Linked DNA regions of Mus musculus: region 2 is linked to region 1. Evidence: chromatin contacts called from ENCODE Hi-C data. All regions are on one chromosome and are shown on one strand. The core of a region is the stretch at or near the end of the contact, and the rest is flanking DNA. Distances in the headings are between cores, read along the strand shown.

The links. A loop is a pair of places that touch in the nucleus more often than their neighbours do.
Region 2: a map of heart shows a loop between it and region 1 (9-fold over the local background). The contact joins the enhancer-like site here to the promoter of 5430403N17Rik in region 1. A Hi-C loop is called at or near these places in 6 of 37 maps with a recorded cell type or tissue (gastrocnemius and heart).

What each region holds. Positions count from the first base shown.
Region 1 is chr8:35,880,430-35,885,634 of GRCm38, forward strand. It overlaps 5430403N17Rik (RIKEN cDNA 5430403N17 gene), which reads right to left and starts at 2,528. Exons shown (of 3, transcript NR_046181.1): 1 at 2,424-2,528.
Region 2 is chr8:35,917,472-35,922,676 of GRCm38, forward strand. No RefSeq gene overlaps it. Among named protein-coding and RNA genes, the nearest start is that of 5430403N17Rik, 37 kb to the left of the region's middle. Within about 2 kb of position 2,145, at least 1 of the 3 ENCODE cell types and tissues checked has a DNase peak (open chromatin) inside an H3K27ac peak, as active enhancers do; it is heart, where a contact is called at or near this core.

The DNA of each region.
Region 1 (5,205 bases), core at 1,278-3,777:
TAAAACCTACTGACAAGAGAATGGTGAGGATACTAACCTACGTCTTTTATTTTCATGACATGAAATGCCAAAGTATGCTTTGAAAAACACTGTGTTCATAAGTTCTTATGTAAATGTCTAGACTGTAATGCCAAAGGTAAGCTTCCAAGACTCCACAAACAAGATGCAGGGTACGAAGGACAGACATGCCACCGGAGATCTGGCTTTGCTGTGTTGAAGGATTCAGGCTTAGGGAAGATGTCTTGGTAGCTCTGGATCTCATCTAAGTGATGACAAGATACACTTCGTGCCAAGATTCTACCGGAAGCATGTAAGAAGAGCATCACAAAGTGGCATTGACAAATCGGGCCGTCACGTAGGAAGAGGCAGCTCAGAATTCTAAGTCAGTGTGACACCTGAGTGTGCCCACTGCTATGCTCACATTCAAGTGGAGAAAGGGCTGGGTGGTGGGTGGCTCAGAAGAGTGGGATTTCTCGCTTTGGGAAGAGGACTGTCATAGTTACTGCCCTATTGCTGTGAAGAGACACCATGACGAAGGCAACTCTTAGAAAAGGAATCATTCAATTAGGGACTAGCTTACAGTTTCAGAGGTGTAGTCCTGTTATCATCATGGCAGCACACATGATGCTGGAGTAGTAGGCTGAGTGCTACATCCTGATCCATAGGCAGAGAGAGAGAGAGAGAGAGAGAGAGAGAGAGAGAGAGAGAGAGAGAACCACACCTTCTAATTCTCAAATAATACCACTGGTGATAACAGTACAAATACATGAGCTTATATTGGGGGGGGGGTGCTATTCTCATTCAAAGTACCAGAAAGACTGTGGAGAAGTCCCCTCCATGTTGCACATATTTTATTATTTGAAGACAGAACCCATTGGGGCTCTGTTATAGAGCTCTGTAACCTTCATCTTTCCTTTCTGGAGATGGTACCCTTTTTGAGAAAGCAAATATGAAGGGCTAAGACAGAAGGATATGAGGAAAGGGAGTTAGGGAACCTCAAAAAAGTGTAGATACTAAGCCCTTGATCCTTGCATTCATCAACCAAATCAACCAAATCAAAATTCCTGAGTGGATGGAGTCCTTGCCTAGCATGTGTGTGGTTCCAGGGTTTATTTCTCATTGCCCAAACTATTTACAACATTTCACACCTCTCTGTATTTTTCAATACCACACTACTGTTTGCTTCCAGCTGATGGCTTTCTCGGGTCTCCTTCATATCCAGGTTCTACTTATGAGTCTGGATGGAGAAGGAAGACATTGGTTTTGTCTACATATTGTGGGGGTGGGGAGAGAGGGAAGTTTCACTTGAGTATCATTTGGGGAGGAGGTGATATCAGATGTAGTGGCATTGCCTCATGGAACTTTCTCCACCTCACTGGAACCAGCACGGTGTGAATGGCCACCCATTAAAAGCTAGAGGAGGGACTGACCCCAGAGTGGAACTGTAAGGGAATCAGACCAGCACTGCCACACCCTCTCCTATTCCCCCAGGAAGATGTGGGAGGAAAAACCTGAACACAAAGGGTTGTGTGCACATCTGGGAGTTGGAAGGATGCTGGCTAGAGGCGGGGTGGAAGGAAGGTGAGGCAGCTGTGACTCACTCTGAAAGAATGGGGGTGTTGGAGCTTATACATTGTCAAGGACTAGAAAACGAACTCAGATGACCTTAGATTTAGCTAATGGGAACATTGATTTCCTTTATGAAATTCAGCCAAATACATTTAACTTCTACTTCAACATTGCCAGCAAGTATTTTTCAGTTCTTATCGTAAAGTCCGTTTTTCTTCCCCACTGGGTCACTGTTTGATTTCATACCCTAGGACATATTTTACATACCAAAGCAGACCTGGTGTCCATGTTCTCCCAGCATCCCTCAGTCCCTACATGGCATGCCCTGCTCCCAACCCGGAACTTTTCAGCCCAGTGACTGGGCTGCCCTTCTGTCAGAGGCTCTTCCCTATGTAATCCAGACATTTTGGTCTCTCCTTTCTCTCCTTCTCTTTCTCTGAGTTTTCTCTTCCCCCTCTGCTCTCTTTCCCTTTCCATGGTGACTTTTATGGCCTCAGTCATTGGGGCCAGTGAACACACCTGACAGCAGCTTTGCAATAAACCTGTGTTTGTGTATATATATATATATACACACACACACATCTAAATCTGACTTTAATTGGCTAATTTCACCAAAGGAGAAATAGCATGTCACTCGCCTTTGGAGTTTTTTAGCTGCCCCTTTAAAAAAACTTCATCCAGTGATAATGTCTTAATTCAACAAGGTACCCAGCTGTTAATTATACTGCTCATAAACATGTCTTCCTTTCCTTTTCAGAGAAATGAAGGGAAAATGATGACCATCCTCCTTCTAGAGTCAGCCTTATAGCACAGCTGTGTGCATTCCCCCTCGGGCCACCTGCCCCCAGGCTTACCTGTCCACCCAGCATTCAGCGAAGCCCAGTGTTACCATTGTCAGCAGCAGAAAGTTGGAAGAACTAACTCAGTTAACAACACAAAGGGAAAGCAGATTCTTTGTTAGCTCTCCTGGCTGTGTTGCATCATAATTACAGTTTTATGCAGCCTCCGAATTCTTTTTATTCCCCTTAGGCGACGACGGCGTGGAAAGCAAACGTTTCTTTCTTTTTTCTTTTCTTTTTTTTTTTTTTTTAATGTTTCAGTGTTAATACGTGTACAGACCCTGTGAGCTGACAATTATTAGCAAATAAAGAATAGTTTATTATCTAACCTAGTTATTGTGGTCATATTTCATATCACAACAGGACAGTTTCACTGTCCTTCTTCCAAGGAGGCTGTAGGGGAAAAAAAAAACCCACATCTCGGTAGTTTGAGAGATGGGATGCAGTGAGCGTCCCTGGCTGCCTGCCATTTCCCTTCTCCTGCTCCCATCCACCCCCCACCCTAATGAATATTCAGCCTGCATCCTTCCACCGGGAGCCTGAATTGGATGCTTCCTGTTTTTCTTACCAAAGATTGACTGTTGTCCTGGGGGAAAGGGATTGTTTATGAGGATTTGCAGCTGGGAAGTCCTGTTTGTTTATTTATTTATTTATTTTAAAATTATGATCCTGACCCTGGAGACAACATATATTTCATAGTTTCCAGTAGTGCCTTGTGTGTTTGGACAGGTTGGTTACTGCTGTCTGCGCCTCCTTTTGTCATGGTGAGCAATTCAAAGGCAGGCAATGGCACTTATTAATTCCTTTCTTTAGGGTGCCTACCACAATGCTCAGATCAAAACAGAAGCTAAGTCAAATTTGTTAGATGAATAGGCATTCCTAAATCTTCTAGAAAGAGGCAATCTTAATCATCCAGCCATAAGGCTAAGAAAAGGGGAAGGTGAGATAATACTCGTGTGTGTGTGTGTGTGTGTGTGTGTGTGTGTGTGTGTGTGTGTGTGTCTGTGTGTCTCTGTGTGTGTGTGTGTGTCTGTGTGTGTGTGTGTCTCTGTGTGTGTGTGTGTGTCTGTGTGTGTGTGTTCTTTTCTTTCTGGCAAAGCTTTGAATACAATGGCATACTACAGGGGTTCAGTTTTTTTGTGTGTTTGTTTTCCTTTCAACAGTGGGTTTTTCCATACTTCGCCTGGTGTTTCTTACAGGTGTGCTTTGCTGCATGGTAAGTCTGTGGATAACAAGCTGCATGGTTTGTTGTGTGGTTGGCAAATTATTAGCGGATGTTAGGTACACCCTTGCTCCTTGTTACGGGGTAGCCTGGGACATTATAGAAAGTTGACAATCCAGTGATGGTTTGGTTGTTTTACAGAACTTATGGGTGAAAGCATATTTGAAGGTATGATTCCACTGAAGTCGTTTACAGGCAAGTGAGCACGGGCTATTTAAGACAGATAGCCTTTTAGTGGATGATTTAGACTTCTTCGGAGGGAAGGTCTGGAGGCCTTTCAGAGCTGAAAGATCCTGGAGTCGGCTGAGCTGTTAAGGATGGTGTTCACACTTGTCATCTGGGAGAGGAGATATAAACACTTTTTTCTTTTTTCTTTTAAGGCTTTAAATGCACATTATAAACATGAATCCTTAAACTAAATCCAGCAAATAGATACAATTAGCATTTACCAAAAACACTTTAATGGCTTCCTGCTGGCCAAGGAATGAATCCCCAGGTTGTCTCTGCCTTCAGTTCCACCCTTTCTGGAGCACCAATCTCCAGTTACAGAGAACTAATATAGGTTTTGAGCTTCCCAGGAATTCTCTTCCCTTTAGGCCTCCGTCTACAGGACTACACTGGTCCTTCCACAAACACTTCTCCGTGCCCACCATCCCTCCCAACTCTTGGCCCTCCTCTGCATACAGAAAGTGTACGGTCCTCTCCTGGCAACAGCTTCCTGATTCCTACCCCCCCCTTTGGGTGCCTTGCTGTTGCCAAGAGACCGAGAGCTCCCAGCACAAACATTTTCAGAATAACTGCAGCTTTTCTGGTTATTTTAGATATAATTTTTAAAAAGTTGAGTTCAGGGCTGTTCTTCTCGAGGTGCTCACGGGTGTCTTTCTGTTTAAATGTTTGAACTGATACAGGGTCAGAAGGAGCTGTCAAAGTTGTTTAGAAGGAGAGGCCAGAGTAAGCTTGTGCAACTTCTTGAAGTGCAGCTCAGTCTACTTTTGTTAAACCATCTTAGCCATCCAAGGAAAAAGCACACCATGCTGCCATCTTGGATTTCTTTTTCTTCTTCTGGATATTTTAACATAACTACTAGTAGCTTGACCATACCAGATTCCATTATGAGAAATTACTAGGATATTGCATGACCTTTCTGATTATACTATAAACTGTCTCTTGCATAGTATTGCTTCAGTGCTTCAGAAGGAACTGGCTTATGACAGTGTGGTTTTAATCATGTTAGATGTTTGTTATGCTTAATAATGTCTGAATCAGGAGTGCAGAAAGAGAGTAGATACAGAAGACCATGCCCTGTTAATGTGATAATAACTCTCAGGAGTTCAGTGTTCCTATTGTACATTGGGCAGTGGGGACATTGTCGGCTTCCTCATAGGGTGATTGGGAAGGGTAGAATGTAGTCACTGGTTTTTGTGTGTGTGTGTGTGGGGGGGCTGTTAACAAACATCAGACAGAAACAGGTCACAGAGAGGAAATATTTACCTTGGCTCACAGTTTCAGGGGGATTTTGTCGACTGTGGCTGTTGCCATTGATTTGGGGCCTACAGTGTGGCAGGACAATCTTAG
Region 2 (5,205 bases), core at 895-3,394, 37 kb after region 1:
AACACCCATGAGATGGCTCAGTGGGTATAGGTTCTGTGACACAAGCCTGCTGGCTTAATCTCTGTTTGTCACAATCCACTGAAGGGTGGAAAGAGAAAACTGACTCTGATGTCCAAACATGTGTTGTGACATGCACACTCTCATGCATTCATGCATACATACATAAGAACAATAATGTTTTCAATTAAAAAAAAATGAAGTCCCACTCCTCTTGGACGCTAGCCAGTACCAGGGGCTTGGTGGGAGCAGAGTACAGATTAAAGGGACTCAGTATGGGGTTGTGTGTGGCCTGTGTTGGGTCAAGGTCCGAATGGGGTCATAAGGTCACAAGGTCACTACACTGATGTTGCAACTGATATCCATTCCAGGAACTGTCCGTTTCCTTCTGGAAGTTTTGTTTCACCCTAAATATTACTTCTGTGTCTGAGAGAAGCAATGGTTGGTCCCTCAATGTGGGTTTTCCTTGGAAAACCAAAAGCAGCCATGGTCTGTGGCATCCTCAATTCAGGCTTTGTATCTGAACCAGCTTGGTATTAGAACGCACCCTGAGAGACACTGACAATCCATGAATTCTTAGAGTGAACTTTCATTTGAACGAACTTACAAACCTTAGAACAGAATTGAGAAGTAAAATGTGAGCACAGAGTATTTAATTTTATCTTAACACTAACTAGACACAAACACACCCTCGATTCCTAAGGCTAGGAAGGGCAGAGCAAAGGTAGGGTAGACTGTGACTAAGGGCAAATTAGACGAAAGGCACGGTTGGCTCATGCAAATGTATCTGCGCAAAATTAAAGCATTTGACAACAGTGTCCTAGAATCGAGGAATAGCTTAGGTTGACTGTTGTCAACCACGGCTTAACTCTTGTCTAGTTTGCTACAGACAAATCCAATGGCTTGTCATTTTAATAGGATCAAAATCTTTCAGGAGCTCCTTGGTTCTTTGACTTCAGTATTGTGGGGCTTTAAAGAGCATCTCTGGAATACAGACCTGCTGTCCTCTAGTTTAGGTGAGGTGTGATGACAGAATCACATTGCATGTGATGTGCAAGATGTTGAAATTTTCCTGCCCTCATTGAGAATCCAGTACTGAACATTCCTTATCTGCTTTGCATTCAGAACATGCATCCTCTTACTTAGTCTACACACAATAACTCGGGGTCAGTGTCAATTATTATTATTCTTTCTTTCTTTCTTTAACTGAGTGGATGAGGCTCAGAGATTGCAATTCAGTAACCCAAGTGTGGTTTACAAGGCTGCAAGTCCAGACAAATAAGCAAAGCCTCGTTCTTTGTTCTCCATGAAGCAAACTCAGTTATGTGCCTGGAAGCCTGGATTCCATGCCCGGATCTACCAGTGTCTGAAGACAACCGAGACTCATTCTGTGTTTCTACATGACGTGATACCTCCTTCTCCAAGTCATTGAGTATCTTTATAAGTAACATTATTCTAATTAACTCAGATGTTCTCCATTTCATACTACTACTACTACCAGATTCTATTTCAATCAGTCACAGTTGGTTTTGTTTGTTTGTCTTTTGGTTTGCTTGTTTGTTTGTTTGTTTGATGTTTGCTTTTGGTTTTTGGAGACAGGGTTTCTGCCTGGCTGCTCTGGAACTCACTCTGTATGTAGACCAGGTTGCCCTGGAACTCACAGGGATCCATGTGCCTCTGCTTCCTGAGTGCAAGGGTTAAAAGCATGTGATTTCTATGTTCTTGGTCCTTTTCTCCCAGAGTATGGTACACACGCCAGAGGCTTTGCATCAAGCCCTTAGGATCATGAAGCTATAATGTATTTGTTTGAGATTTCTGGAGATTTTTGTTATTGTTTGACTTCAAACACGAGGGAGAATGAAACAGATAAATCAATTACAGTTTAACTCCAAATTATCCTCACTCTAGCAAATGTGTGTGTGTGTGTGTGTGTGTGTGTGTGTGTGTGTGTGTGTGTGTGTGTGTGTGTGTGCCAGTGCACAAAAGAAAGGCCATGTGGTGACTACACTCTTCTGGTGGATGTTATCAGACCACAGCCCAGAGGGGAACCAGTACAGTAGTTCACAGGCCATTTGATCAACACGATTATGGGTGGATCTGTTTTGTTCCAAAAGATGAGAGCGGGCTGAGCTTGGCTTCTCACCTGTGGTCCTGAAAGCTGATAAACACTGGTAAACAATAGAATCCGTTAACTGGGCGTTCTCCTTGATCTCAGGATGCTCTGGCCTCACAGTCTTCCTCCGAGGATCCCAGGCACAGTTGTGTTTGTTTGCTATGAGCTGAAGCTAGGACGCTTTCAGCTTCCTCAGGAAATCTCTAGAAATCTCATTTCCCCTTAAAAAAAAAAGCAAGCCAAGAGATTCATATTTGGTATCAAAGCTTAATTTTAGCCAGTGCATGCCTATAATCCCAGTACAGGATTGAGTCAGAGGCAGCCTGGGCTACAGATTATAGTGAAAGACTGTGTCAAAACCACTAAGTGAGCATTATATGCAGTTGTTAGAAATGGATGTTAAACAAAATTTTGAGCTGAGTCCAATCTTATCCAAGAATGGGGTTGAGCATGCTGACCTAATTAGAGCCCCCAATGTCCATCTCTCTCACAGACTTGTGACATAAGACAGAACATGTAATGTTTTCTTTCTTTTTTTTCCTGTTGCTTTTAACATTATCCAACGAGATAAACAGAAGCAAGCATCACCATTTTAGGAAATTCCTGGAGATGAATGTAGCAGCAGTCAGACACGGTCGCTGATGGGAACACAGGCAAGTCTGTGTCTCCCATTATCTGTCACAAAGGTGATTGGCGTCACAGATGCATAATCTCACAGGGATAGCTGTACAGCTCCCAAGGAATGAGATGCCCTGGAGAAATGAGTGCCCACAGGAAACAGCACCACCAGCATCCTTGAGTGTAATTCTGACTAAGCTTTTTTTCTCATTAATCATCGAACCGAGTCTGTGTCCGGATCCAGGCTACAGTCAGTTGCAGCATACATTCCTGGCTGTGATAGGAAGGTCTGGGCCAGAGACTGTGGGAAAGAGTCAGCTTGTACCCAGGCAACAGGGTCAGGTCAAGAATTCACCTCCTAGACCCCTTGAATATGCAGCCTTTGTGCTAATAGTTCAGACTGGTAGAGAACACTTCCAGGGAAGTTCCCTGTTCGAGGGAGGGCCAGGCTGTATGGTGTGTGTGTGTGTGTGTGTGTGTGTGTGTGTGTGTGTGTGTGTGTGTGTGTGTGTGTGTGTGTGAATCCCCCAATAAGGGAGTGAAGTCACAGGACCAGTGGCTGTCTGGGTTAGTGTTCCATTGACAGTGTTTGCAAGTCATTATCAGGGGCCTCCAGGAATCCATGAGGACACACTGTGACAAGGTAGCAAAATTTATGTCAGGAACAAAATGGTGCTAAAGTCCTTAAGCAAGAGTACATGGAACACATGAAGTTATCTTACCTCCTCTTTCTTTTATTGCAGCTAAGAGAAGCGGTGGTGGTTTGCCAAGGTAGAGCCTTGTTCCGACTCCCATCAGCCTTTGCTCTGGGTCTGAGGTTTCTCGTGGCACTGCCCAACCATAGAAGACTGAATTAGTCAGGACTTGAACTCCAGACATGAGTTTTCCCTCCCCTTTGAATTCCGGCAGTGATTGCCTTTGTGCCCTCGTCTCCTGGTTGCATCGCTCTGTCTCAGCATGGATTCTTTGCTCTGCTCTGCCCTCCCATCTGGCTCTGATGTCCGATGACTGTTGTGACTGCTGGTGTCCTGGGACATAGAGTGTTTTTTCTTTGCTTGCCTCTTTCTTGCCTTTCTTTCTTTTTCCTCCCCACCCCCTTTGATATTATTACATATTGCCAGGCTGATCTTAAACTCAGATCCTTCACCTTCAGCTCCCCAAGTGCTATGATGAGGCGTGTACCACCACCCTTGACAAATGATACTAACTCATCTCTGTCTGTCTGTCTAATCATATCTTTCATCTATCTATCTATCTATCTATCTATCTATCTATCTATCTATCTATCTATCTATCTATCTATCTATCTGTCATCTGTCTGAATCTGTCTCTTCTATCTCTGTCTCTCTGTTTTTCTGTCTCTCCATATATATATATATATATATATATATATATATATATATATATATATATATATATATATATGGAATCCAGAGCTTTGATTATGCTGAGTACCTCACAGCCAGTGTAGCAGGAAGCACAAGTTAATGGCACATGGTTCCCGTTGCTTAGTCCAAGTTGAAAGCTACTGTGCCCCGAGTGCTTGTGAATACAGGTACACACGGACATGTCCTGCCCTCTTCTACCCACTGTTGGCAAAGGTCAGGAGTTGCTCAGCTAAGAGTCCAATGTCCTCAGAGGAAGAGATGGGCTCTAGGAAACCAAAGAGTAAGCGAGTGGAGAAAACTCCACAAAATATGGAATGTGAAGCTGAGTGTTAAAAGGGGCCTCTACAACAAGGTGGTGACAGGTGACACTCAAGTCTTAGTAATCTAAAGCCAGGTTTTCCACACCAGACAAGAGCAAAATCCAGCATCAGTAAACAGAAGCGTGGAGAAAGTGCCTTAAGACAGTATGTGTGTGTGTGTGTGTGTGTGTGTGTGTGTGTGTGTGTGTGTGTGTGTGCGTGTGCATGTGCGTGTGTGTGCATAAGCACTCAATAAATAGTAGTTGTGAGGTCAAAGGTTAGAGTAATAGCATTTGTGTTCTACCTGTGACTAGGTGATCGTGCCCCTTAGAGAAGCCCCCCCCCTCTCTGTGTGTGTGTGTGTGTGTGTGTGTGTGTGTGTGTGTGTGTGTGTGTGCGTGTGTGCGCGCGCTTCACCATTTTTTCATGTTAGGACACGGAGAGTTGAAAATCAAGTGTTTTGATGTCCTATTTCCTGCATTTAGATTTCAGCCCTGCTATTTGCCAACTGCATGGCCGTAAGAAAGTGACCCTGTCTGGGTCTCACATAGTGGGTAGTAGACCCTCTGCATGGGGTGTTGTCTCATCATGGGGATGATTATTGGTTTTGCCTGCTCTTGTCACTACTGTTGAATTTCCTTCTGGCTTCTTCTTTTTTCTTGGCAAGACCTTGTTCTGCAGATTGCACTGGACTGGACTGGAACTCACTATGTAGCCCAGGCTGGCCTTACGCTTTCGGCAGTCCTCTGTCTCACTTTCCCAAGTACTAGAATCATAGACACAACACACC